Regions from separate parts of the Homo sapiens genome. Here region 2 is linked to region 1. Evidence: read pairs that join two places in POLR2A ChIA-PET (ENCODE). Cell type or tissue: HepG2. All regions are shown on one strand. Each heading gives the region's core, and the rest is flanking DNA. Links, peaks and the distances in the headings are about the cores only. Region 1 has its middle 33 kb from the start of TNFSF14. Region 2 overlaps TNFSF9 (TNF superfamily member 9).

The links. ChIA-PET counts read pairs that join two places held together with the same protein. Peaks named below come from ENCODE experiments on the same cell type or tissue, not always from the same donor. Only the 100,000 strongest peaks of a DNase experiment are listed, where the experiment ranks them.
Region 2: POLR2A ChIA-PET joins it to region 1 with 5 read pairs; 12 of 35 experiments call an interaction of 5 or more read pairs at or near these places.

Annotation. Positions count from the first base shown.
Region 1 is chr19:6,634,383-6,639,751 of GRCh38, forward strand. No RefSeq gene overlaps it. Among named protein-coding and RNA genes, the nearest start is that of TNFSF14, 33 kb to the right of the region's middle. RefSeq lists an enhancer at 5,291-5,340. In HepG2, for the core only: no CTCF peak of the experiment used is centred there; no DNase peak of the experiment used is centred there.
Region 2 is chr19:6,533,490-6,538,858 of GRCh38, forward strand. It overlaps TNFSF9 (TNF superfamily member 9), which reads left to right. Exons shown (of 3, transcript NM_003811.4): 3 at 1,111-2,435. The coding sequence ends at 1,577. Among named protein-coding and RNA genes, the nearest start is that of TNFSF9, 5.1 kb to the left of the region's middle. RefSeq lists enhancers at 1,376-1,565, 2,426-2,515, 3,266-3,365, 3,676-3,885. In HepG2, for the core only: no CTCF peak of the experiment used is centred there; a DNase peak (open chromatin) is centred at 2,802.

The DNA of each region.
Region 1 (5,369 bases), core at 53-5,052:
AACAGATATTGTTACGTCTGTGGCCATAGGAGTAGTATTCACAGTAACCAAGATACAGAAGCAACCCCAGTGTCTACTGATGGATGAATGCATAAACAAAATGTGGTATATCCATATAATGGAATATTATTCCGCCCTGAAGAAGAATGAAGTTTTAATATATCCTACAACATGGATGAAACTTGAAGACATTATTCTAAATGAAATGAGCCAGCTGCAAAAGGGCAAATACTGTTATGATTCCACTTATATGAGGAAATGATGGAGCAAATTTATAGAGACAGAAAGGAGAAAGGTGGGTGTCAGGGGCTGGGGAGGAGGGAATGGCGAGTGAGTGTGAGTGTTTAATGAGCACAGAGTTTCAGTTTTGCAAGATGAAAAACTTTCTGGAGATGGACGGTGGTAATGGTTGCACAACAATGTGAATATACTTCATATCAGTGAAGAGTACACTTAAAATTGTTAAAATGGTAAATTTTTGTATTTTTAGAAGAGACGGGGTTTCGCCATGTTGGCCAGGCTGGTCTCGAACTTCTGACCTCAGGCGATCCACCCACATTGGCCTCCCAAAGTGCTGGGATTACAGGTAAATTTTATGTTATACATGTTACCATAATTAAAAATAGATGCATTTTTAAATGCTTAGGGAATATTTCCAAAGCTTGGCCTTATACTGAGTGATAAATCACATCGCTATCAAAGGAATTGATATCATATACTCTCTCTAAGTTACTCATGGAGGATCAGAGGAGGAATAAAAATGTAATTAGGACAGTATCTAGTTTCTTAATTTATTTTTATTTTTAATTTTTATTTTTTTGAGAGAGTCTCGCTATGTGGCCCAGGCTGGAGTGCAATGGTGTGATCTCGGCTCACTGCAGCCTCCACCTCCCGGGTTTAAGTAATTCTCCTGCCTCAGCCTCCTGAGTAGCTGGGATTACAGGCACGCACCACCATGCCTGAATAGTTTTTGTATTTTTAGTAGAGACAGGGATTCTCCATTTTGGCCAGGCTGGTCTCGAACTCCTGACCTCAGGTGACTCCCCTGCCTTGGCCTCTCAAAGTGCTGGGATTACAGGCGTGAGCCACCGCATCCAGCTTGGAATCTTAATTTAAATGAAGCAGAGCCTTTCAGACTCTTTAAATAGGCAAAAAATGTGCCTGTGTTTATCATCGAATTCAGTGGTTCTCAACTGGGGTGATTCTGTCCTTCCAGGAAACATTTGGCAACATCTGGAGACATTTTTGGTTGTTACAACTGGGGGTGATCCTGGCATGGAGGCAGGATCCTGAGACACTCCTCAGCACCTTGCAGTGCCCAGATGGCTCCACCCAAGAGGACAATCTGGCTCCAAATATCCACAGAGCTGAGGCTTAGAAATCAAAACTGACAAGTATTTGCAGTTTTTTATTTTATTTTTTGAGACAGAGTCTCGCTCTGTCGCCCAGGCTGGAGAGCAATGGTGCGATCTCTGCTCACCACAGCCTCCGCCTCCCGGGTTCAAGTGATTCTCCTGCCTCAGCCTCCCGAGTAGCTAGGATTACAGGCGCCCGCCACCATGCCCGGCTCATTTTGTATTTTTAGTAGAGATGGTGTTTCCCCATGTTGGTCAGGCTGGTCTCGAACTCCTGACCTCAGGTGATCTGCCTGCCTCAGCCTTCCAAAGTGCTGGGATTACAGGCTTGAGCCACAGCGCCCTGCTGCCTTTTCTTAGAAACAGAGATTTTAGTTTCAATGGTGTTTCCAGGGCAACAAATAAAGAAAATCAAGCAGAATTATAGAGATTTCAGAGACTGACAGTTACTTTACCAGAACACACCATCTGACTGTGAAGTTCAGGTGTATAGAATATACAAATCTTCTTCTATAAAAGAATATTTGCAAGTCTAGTTTCATGGTGCAGAATAATTGTTTTTTTCAGCTGTAGGGGAAGGAGAAACATGTTTTTTCCCCTCTGCTGGAAGGAAAAATATGCTGCCTCCCTTTCTCCCTCCCTTCCTCCCTCCTTCCCTCTCCTTTCCTTCCGTCCCTCCCTCCCTCCCTCTCTCCCTCCCTCCCTCTCTCTCATTCCTTCCTTCCTTCCCTCCTTCCTTCCTTCAACTTTTTTTTTTTTTTTTTTGAGATGGAACCTTGCTCTGTCGCCCAGGCTGGAGGGCAGTGGCGCGATCTCGGCTCACTGCAAGCTCCGCCTCCCGGGTTCACGCCATTCTCCTGCCTCAGCCTCCCGAGTAGCTGGGACTACAGGCGCCCGCCACCACGCCCAGCTAATTTTTTGTACTTTTAGTGGAGACGGGGTTTCACCGTGTTAGCCAGGATGGTCTCGATCTCCTGACCTCGTGATCCGCCCATCTCGGCCTCCCAAAGTGGTGGGATTACAGGTGTGAGCCACCGTGCCCGGCCTTACTTTTTAAAATTTAAATTTATTGGCCGGGCGCAATGGCTCATGCCTGTAATCTCAGCACTTTGGGAGGCCGAGATGGGGTGATCACAGGGTCAGGAGTTCAAGACCAGCCTGGCCAACATAGTGAAACCCCGTTTCTACTAAAAAATACAAAAAATAAGCCAGGCGTGGTGGTGGGCATCTGTAATCCCAGCTACTCAGGAGGCTGAGGCAGGAGAATCACTTGAACCCGGGAGGCAGAGGTTGCAGTGAGCCGAGATTATGCCATTGCACTCCAACCCTGGGGAATAGTGTGAGACTCTGTCTCAAAAAAAAAAAATTAAATTAATTAATTAATTTATTTTTTGAGACAGAGTCTCAGTATGTCACCCAGGCTGGAGTGCAGTGGTGCAATCTTGGTTCACTGCAACCTCTGCCTCCCGGATTCAAGCAATTTTCTGCCTCAGTCTATGGAGTAGCTGGGATTACAGACGCCCTCCACCACCCGACTAATTTTTGTATTTTTAGTAGAGATAGGGTTTCACCATGTTGGCCAGGTTGGTCTCGAACTCCTGACTCCAAGTGATCCACCTCCCTCGGCCTCCCAAATTGCTGGGATTACAGGTGTGAGCCACCGTACCTGGCTTTAAAAATAATTTTAAATTAAATTTTATTTATTTTTTGAGACAAGGTCTTTCTTTGTTGCCCAGGCTGGAGTGCAGTGGTGCGATCACAGCTCACTTCAGTCTCAACTTCCCCAGGCTCAGGTGATCCTCCCACCTCAGCCTCCCGAGTAGCCGGTACCACAGGCAGGTGCCACCATGCCTGGCTAATTTTTTAGTTTTATTTTTTGTAGAGACAAGGTCTCGTTATGTTGCCCAGGCTGCTCTTGAACTCCTGAGCTCAAGCAATTCACCCGCCTCTGCCTCCCAAAGTGCTGGGATTACAGGCAGGTGCCACCATGCCTAGCTAGTGGCCATTATTTATTGAGCATCTAGTTTGTGCCAAGAACTGCTAAACTAAGCACATGTGGGTCGGGTGTGGTCGCTCATGCCTGTAATCCCAGCACTTTGGGAGGCCGAGGCGGACGGATCACCTGAGGTCAGGAGTTCGAGACCAGCCTGACCAACATGGAGAAACCCCATCTCTACTAAAAATACAAAAAATTAGCCGGGTGTGGTGGTACATGCCTGTAATCCCAGCTACTCCGGAGGCTGAGGCAGGAGAATCACTTGAACCCGAGAGGCAGAGGTTGCGGTGAGCCGAGGTTGTGCCATTGCACTCCAGCCTGGGCAACAAGAGCAAAATTCCATCTCAAAAAAACAACAACAACAAAAACAAAAAAACAAACAAAAAAACCCTAAGCACTTGTGCTGTTTTAACGATACCCAGATAGTAGGGGGAAATATGAGTTATGACATAGTGGGGATGCTTTTATCACTTTTTACAGGTGAGGAAACTGAGGCACAGCAAGGTTAAGTCAGCCACTTAAGGTCACCCAACCAGTAACTGACAGAGTGGAGATCTGGATCAGAAGGAAGAATGGAAAAAAAAATCTTAAATTATTTTAAAATCACTATCCTTCCATGCAGGATCTCTTTGAATCTTCCCAGTGACTTAGTGAGGAATGAGCTATTTTTTTTCTGTATTGTACAGCTGGGGAAACTGAGGCTTAGTGAGGTGAAGGGACTTGACCAGAGTGATACAGGAGCCCCTAAACTGTGGCAATTCAGTTCTCAGGGCCAAGTTTTGGTAAGAGTGTCCTGAAGTGGGGTGAGGGCAGCGTAAAGAGGAACATGGAGAAGAAAGCGTGGGAGGGCCGGGCGCGGTGGCTCTCGCCTGTAATCCCAGCACTTTGGGAGGCCGAGGCAGGCGGATCACTTGAGGAAAGGAGTTCGAGACCAGCCTGCCCAACATGACAAAACCCCATCTCTGCCAAAAATACAAAAATTAGCTAGACGTGGTGCTGGGCACCTGTAATCCCAGCTACTCGGGAGGCTGAGGCAGGAGAATCACTTGAACCTGGGAGGCGGAGATTGCAATGAGTCAAGGTTGCACCACCACACTCCAGCCTGGGCAACAGAAACCCTATCTAAAAAAAAAAAAAAAAAAAAAAAAAAAGCAAACAGCTGGGCACAGTGGCTCAAGCCTGTAATCCCAGTACTTTGGGAGGCCAAGGCAGGAGGGTCTCCTGAGGTCGGGAGTTCGAGACCAGCCTGACCAACACTGAGAAACCCTGTCTCTACTAAAAATACAAAATGAGCCCGGTGTGGTGGCACATGCCTGTAATCCTAGCTACTCGGGAGGCTGAGGCAGGAGAATCACTTGAACCTGGGAGACAGAGGTTGCAGTGAGCCAAGATTGCACCACTGTGCTCCAGCCTGGGCGACACAGAGAAACTCTTATCTTAAAAAAAATAATAAATAAACAAACAACAACAACAACAAAGAAAAGATGGGAGATGAAGGGAAGCAGGTGCAAAGGGCTGGATTTGAAATCCTGAGATGATAAAGGTCAACACCCAAAGGCTCAAAACCCTTCTCCAAACCCTCATCTGAGCTCACCCAGCACCTGTGACGGGGGCCCACCTGCATAGAAAGACACTCAATTGGATGTTCATCACTGCATTGCGTATAACACTGTGAAGCAGGCTACGTGTCCATCAGTAGGAGAGCAGATAATAAAATGGGGTCTATGCATAGGCTGATACCAGCCCATATATCCACCCAGAAGATATAGGTGAGTGGGTTAGGGCAAGGGCTCTGAAACCAGAAGGATCTACCACTTCCTAGCTGAAGAACCTTGCACTGGTGACCTCACTCCCTCGTGCCTCCGTTAGCTCATCTGTAGTTAGGGGACAATCATAGTATCAACATCGCAGGGGTTAAGATGATCTGGGTTAAGCACTGAGCATGTGGAAATGACTCAGTAGATGAGGTGTCAGCAAACTTTTCCTGTGGATAAGACCAATGGAGACCTCTAAAATCA
Region 2 (5,369 bases), core at 1-5,000, 100 kb before region 1:
AGAAACCCCTTCCCCCTTCCCTCTCCCCTCCAGAGACCCCTTCCCCCTCCAAAGACCCCTTCCCCCTTCCTTCCCCCTCCAGAGACCCCTTTCCCCTTCCCTCCCCTTCCAGAGACCCCTTCCCCCTCCCCCTCCAAAGACCCCTTCCTCCTTCCCCTCCCTCTCCAGAGACCCCTTCCCCCTTCCCTCTCCCTCCAGAGACCCCTTCCCCCTTCCCTGCCCCCTCCAGAGTCCCCTTCCCCTCCAGAGGCCCCTTCCCCCTTCCCCCTCCCCCTCCAGAGACACCTTCTCCCTTCTCCCCCTCCAGAGACCCCTTCCCCCTTCCCTCCCCCTGCCTAAGACTCCCCTCCCTGCCATCTTCTCTCCTTGGTGCTTCCTTCTCCCTAACCCCTCCCCCACCCCTTCCTGCTCCCTTTGCCTTTCTTCGAAGTCCTCTCTTACCAGGTCCCCTGTCCACCCCTCTTAAAGTTCCCTTGATTCCCTGATGGATCCTTCCTCTAGAACTTCCTCCTTTCCTAACAGTCTTCCCTCTCCCTCCTAGCTCCCTGTCCACCTCTCCTCTCCCCTTTCCTTCCTTCTCTCCCTTCTCCTCCCCCCATCTCCATCCTGTCCGAGATCTGCTGCTCCCTCCAACCCCCTCACCGCCCTCTCCAGGAGTCCCCTTACCCCTCCCCGAGGCCTCTTCCAGCCAGACTCGCCTGGCCTTTTGCTTTTCACCCCCTCTTCCTCTTCCTGCATGTCTTTCCCCGCACCCGCATCACTCCTTCCCCACCCAACCTCTTGGAGTTTTGCCCTGTCCCGACTCTTGTCCTTCTCCCTGGATTCCCTTCCTCTGTTCTATCCCCGTCTTTCCCTCCCCTAGCTCTACCCCTGCTCAGAGTCCCGCCCCCAACAACCTCAGTTCTCTTCAATCAGCACCCCCCCAACGCCCCCCCCACCCAGGCTCCCCGCTCTGCTCCCCTGTCCCGCTCCCTGCCCCGCCATTCCCCGCCCCCCGGCCCCTGACCCGTTCTTTTCTCCCAGGGCTGCGCTGACATGTTCGGTGCTCAGCCACGCTCAGCTGTGCTGGGACATGCTCAGCTAAGCTAAGTGCATGCTTTCCTCCCACAGTTCTGCTGATCGATGGGCCCCTGAGCTGGTACAGTGACCCAGGCCTGGCAGGCGTGTCCCTGACGGGGGGCCTGAGCTACAAAGAGGACACGAAGGAGCTGGTGGTGGCCAAGGCTGGAGTCTACTATGTCTTCTTTCAACTAGAGCTGCGGCGCGTGGTGGCCGGCGAGGGCTCAGGCTCCGTTTCACTTGCGCTGCACCTGCAGCCACTGCGCTCTGCTGCTGGGGCCGCCGCCCTGGCTTTGACCGTGGACCTGCCACCCGCCTCCTCCGAGGCTCGGAACTCGGCCTTCGGTTTCCAGGGCCGCTTGCTGCACCTGAGTGCCGGCCAGCGCCTGGGCGTCCATCTTCACACTGAGGCCAGGGCACGCCATGCCTGGCAGCTTACCCAGGGCGCCACAGTCTTGGGACTCTTCCGGGTGACCCCCGAAATCCCAGCCGGACTCCCTTCACCGAGGTCGGAATAACGTCCAGCCTGGGTGCAGCCCACCTGGACAGAGTCCGAATCCTACTCCATCCTTCATGGAGACCCCTGGTGCTGGGTCCCTGCTGCTTTCTCTACCTCAAGGGGCTTGGCAGGGGTCCCTGCTGCTGACCTCCCCTTGAGGACCCTCCTCACCCACTCCTTCCCCAAGTTGGACCTTGATATTTATTCTGAGCCTGAGCTCAGATAATATATTATATATATTATATATATATATATATTTCTATTTAAAGAGGATCCTGAGTTTGTGAATGGACTTTTTTAGAGGAGTTGTTTTGGGGGGGGGGGGGTCTTCGACATTGCCGAGGCTGGTCTTGAACTCCTGGACTTAGACGATCCTCCTGCCTCAGCCTCCCAAGCAACTGGGATTCATCCTTTCTATTAATTCATTGTACTTATTTGCTTATTTGTGTGTATTGAGCATCTGTAATGTGCCAGCATTGTGCCCAGGCTAGGGGGCTATAGAAACATCTAGAAATAGACTGAAAGAAAATCTGAGTTATGGTAATACGTGAGGAATTTAAAGACTCATCCCCAGCCTCCACCTCCTGTGTGATACTTGGGGGCTAGCTTTTTTCTTTCTTTCTTTTTTTTGAGATGGTCTTGTTCTGTCAACCAGGCTAGAATGCAGCGGTGCAATCATGAGTCAATGCAGCCTCCAGCCTCGACCTCCCGAGGCTCAGGTGATCCTCCCATCTCAGCCTCTCGAGTAGCTGGGACCACAGTTGTGTGCCACCACACTTGGCTAACTTTTTAATTTTTTTGCGGAGACGGTATTGCTATGTTGCCAAGGTTGTTTACATGCCAGTACAATTTATAATAAACACTCATTTTTCCTCCCTCTGGAGAGTTGGTTGTTAAATTACCAGCACACGCTGTCCGTCTCTGCTCTACAGAGCTGGCCAGTTTCTTCAGCCCCATAGTTTCCCCACCATACAGATCTTTCACGGCCACCCCTATAACTAGACACATCCTCTGGCTGGCTAAGATAGCCCTGTGATTCTGCAACCCAGGGCTTAACATGTGATTTGTGGGGAGAGGAGGATGGTTCCCCCCAATTCTGGTCCAGGAGCCAGTGTCAAATCTGATTAGTCAAATCTGATTGGTCACCGCCTGTCTGGTAGCGGGTTGTTTGCCTGTTTTGAATAAGACCCCTGGCAACAGGTGATTCAATTCTCTCGTCCCAGCTGATTGGGTCAGGTTGGACACGTGACTTGAGCTGGGCCAATCAGGTCTCCCCAGAAATGTGGGTGGGCTGGACCACAGAGGCTAGAGAGTGGAGAAGAGGAAGTTGTGCAAAGACTCAGGTGTGACCACAGAGTTCCAGAGAGACACCAGAGCTACTTTGATTTCCTTCTTGCCTCTTGCTGGTGACATGGGTTGCCATTTTAATGGCAAAACTGCAATAACTTTTGCCTCAACCTAATAGATTTCTAGGGCTGCCATAAGAAAGTACCGTAAAGTGGGTGGCTTAAAGCAAACGAGCTTTGTTCTCGCTCGGTTCTGCAGGCCAGAGTCCAAAGTCAAGGTCTTGACAGGGCCATGCTCATTCTAAAGGCTCCAGGGAGAAGGCCTTCGTTGCCTCCTCCTAAGTTCTGGTGGTTGCCAGCAATCCTCCAGTCTCTGCCTCTGTTGGTCACATGGCTGTGTTCTTTCTGTGTGACTTCATTTCTTTGTCTCTTCTTCCTGTTTTTTTCTTTGAGATGGAAGGAGTCTCACTCTGTCACCCAGGCTGGAGTGCAGTGGCGCCATCTCGGCTCACTGCAACCTCCACCTCCCGGGTTCAATCAATTCTCCTGCCTCAGTCTCCCGAATAGCTGGGATTACAGGCACATGCCACCACACCCAGCTAATTTTTCTATTTTAATAGAGACTGGGTTTCACCATGTTGGCCAGGCTGGTCTTGAACTTCTCCTGACCTCAAGCGATCCACCTGCCTTGGCCTACCGAAGTGCTGGGATTACAAGCATGAGCCTCTATGCCCGGCCTCTTCTTCCTTTTTATGTATTGTTTTTTTTGTAGAGACAGGGTCTTGCTATGTTGCCTAGGCTGGTCTTGAACTCCGAGCAACGCTCCTGCCTCAGACTCCCAAAGTGCCAGGATTACAGGTGTAAGGCACCAGGCCCGAACTCTCCCCTTTTTATAAGGACACCAGTCATGCTGGATTCAGGGCCCATCCTCTTCCAATATGACCTCATCTTAATTTAAATAATTACATCTGCAAAGACCCTATTTCCAAAGAAGGTCATTAATATAGTTTGGCTCTGTGTCCACACCTACTTTTTTCTTTTTTTTTTTGAGAAAGACTCTCATCAGTTGCCCAGGCTGGTGTGTAGTGGCGCAGTCTTGGCTCACTGCAACCTCTGCCTCTTGGGTTTAAGTGATTGTCCTGCCTCAGCCCCCTGAGTAGCTGGGATTACAGGTACAGGCCACCACTCTTGGCTATTTTTTTTGTATTTTTAGTGGAGCTGGGGTTTTGCCATGTTGGCCAGGCTGGCCTCGAACTCCTGACCTCAAGTGATCTGCCTGCCTTGGCCTCCCAAAGTGATGGGATTACAGACGTGAGCCACCGTGCCTGGCCCCCTTGGGGTTCTGAGCTCCCCTAAGCTAAAATCAAGTTGACTGAAGGATTGCTTTCCTTCTGGAGGCTCTAGAGGATAATTGCTTTCCTTGTTTTTCCAACTTCTAGAGGCTTGTTTTTAATTTAATTTAATTTAATTTTGTAAAGACGGGGTCTCCTCATGTTGCCCACGCTGGTCTTGAACTCCTGACCTCAAGGGATCCTCCTGTCTTGGCCTCCCAAAGTGTTGGGATTACAGGCGTGAGCCACTGCACCTGGCAATTTTATTTATTTTTTTGTAGAGATGAGGTCTTGCTATGTTGCCTAGGCTGGTCTCAAATTCCTGGGCTTGAGCAATCCTCCACCATCTGTAAGAATTAAAGAAAGAGGAAAGAAACATGAAAGGTGGCTTAACAGTCAAGGACAGGTTTATTTTAGAGAAAATAAACCTGAGAGGGGCTTCTAGCCGAGTTAGGTCAGAGGCACACTCTCTTACAGACTAGGAGTTTTTAAGCATTTATTCAGGGAGTTTATCAGAGGCTTGGACTGCTTCTGTGTTTCTTTCTTTCTTTTTTTTTTTTTCTTAGTTGAAGTCTCACTCTGTTGCCCAGGCTGGAGTGTGGTGGCACAATCTCAGATCACTGGAACCTCTGCCTCCCTGGTTCAAGTAATTCTCCTGCCTCAGCCTACAGAGTAGCTGGGACTACAGGCATGTGCCACCACGCCCAGCTAATTTTTGTGGTTTTTTTTTTTTTTTTTTTGAGACGGAGTCTCGCTCTGTCACCCAGGCTGGAGTGCAGTGGTGTGATCTCGGCTCACTGCAAGCTCCGCCTCCCGGGTTCATGCCATTCTCCTGCCTCAGCCTCTGGAGTAGCTGGGACTACAGGCGCCTGCCACCACGCCCGGCTAATTTTTTTTGTATTTTTAGTAGAGACGGAGTTTCACTGTGTTAGCCAGGATGGTCTCGATCTCCTGACCTCGTGATCTGCCTGCCTCGGCCTCCCAAAGTGCTGGGATAATAGGCGTGAGCCACCACGCCTGCCCCACAAAGAATTACAAATAAAGCTTTCACTCTTCTTATGTAAAGACCTGACAATGCATACAATGGTCCACTGTTGATTTGGAAGCAGGGACAGTTTTCTATTACAGTCTGTTGATTGTATTGTATAATTGTTAAGGGAAAAAAGGAAAATTATATTTCTGTTTGTTTGTTTG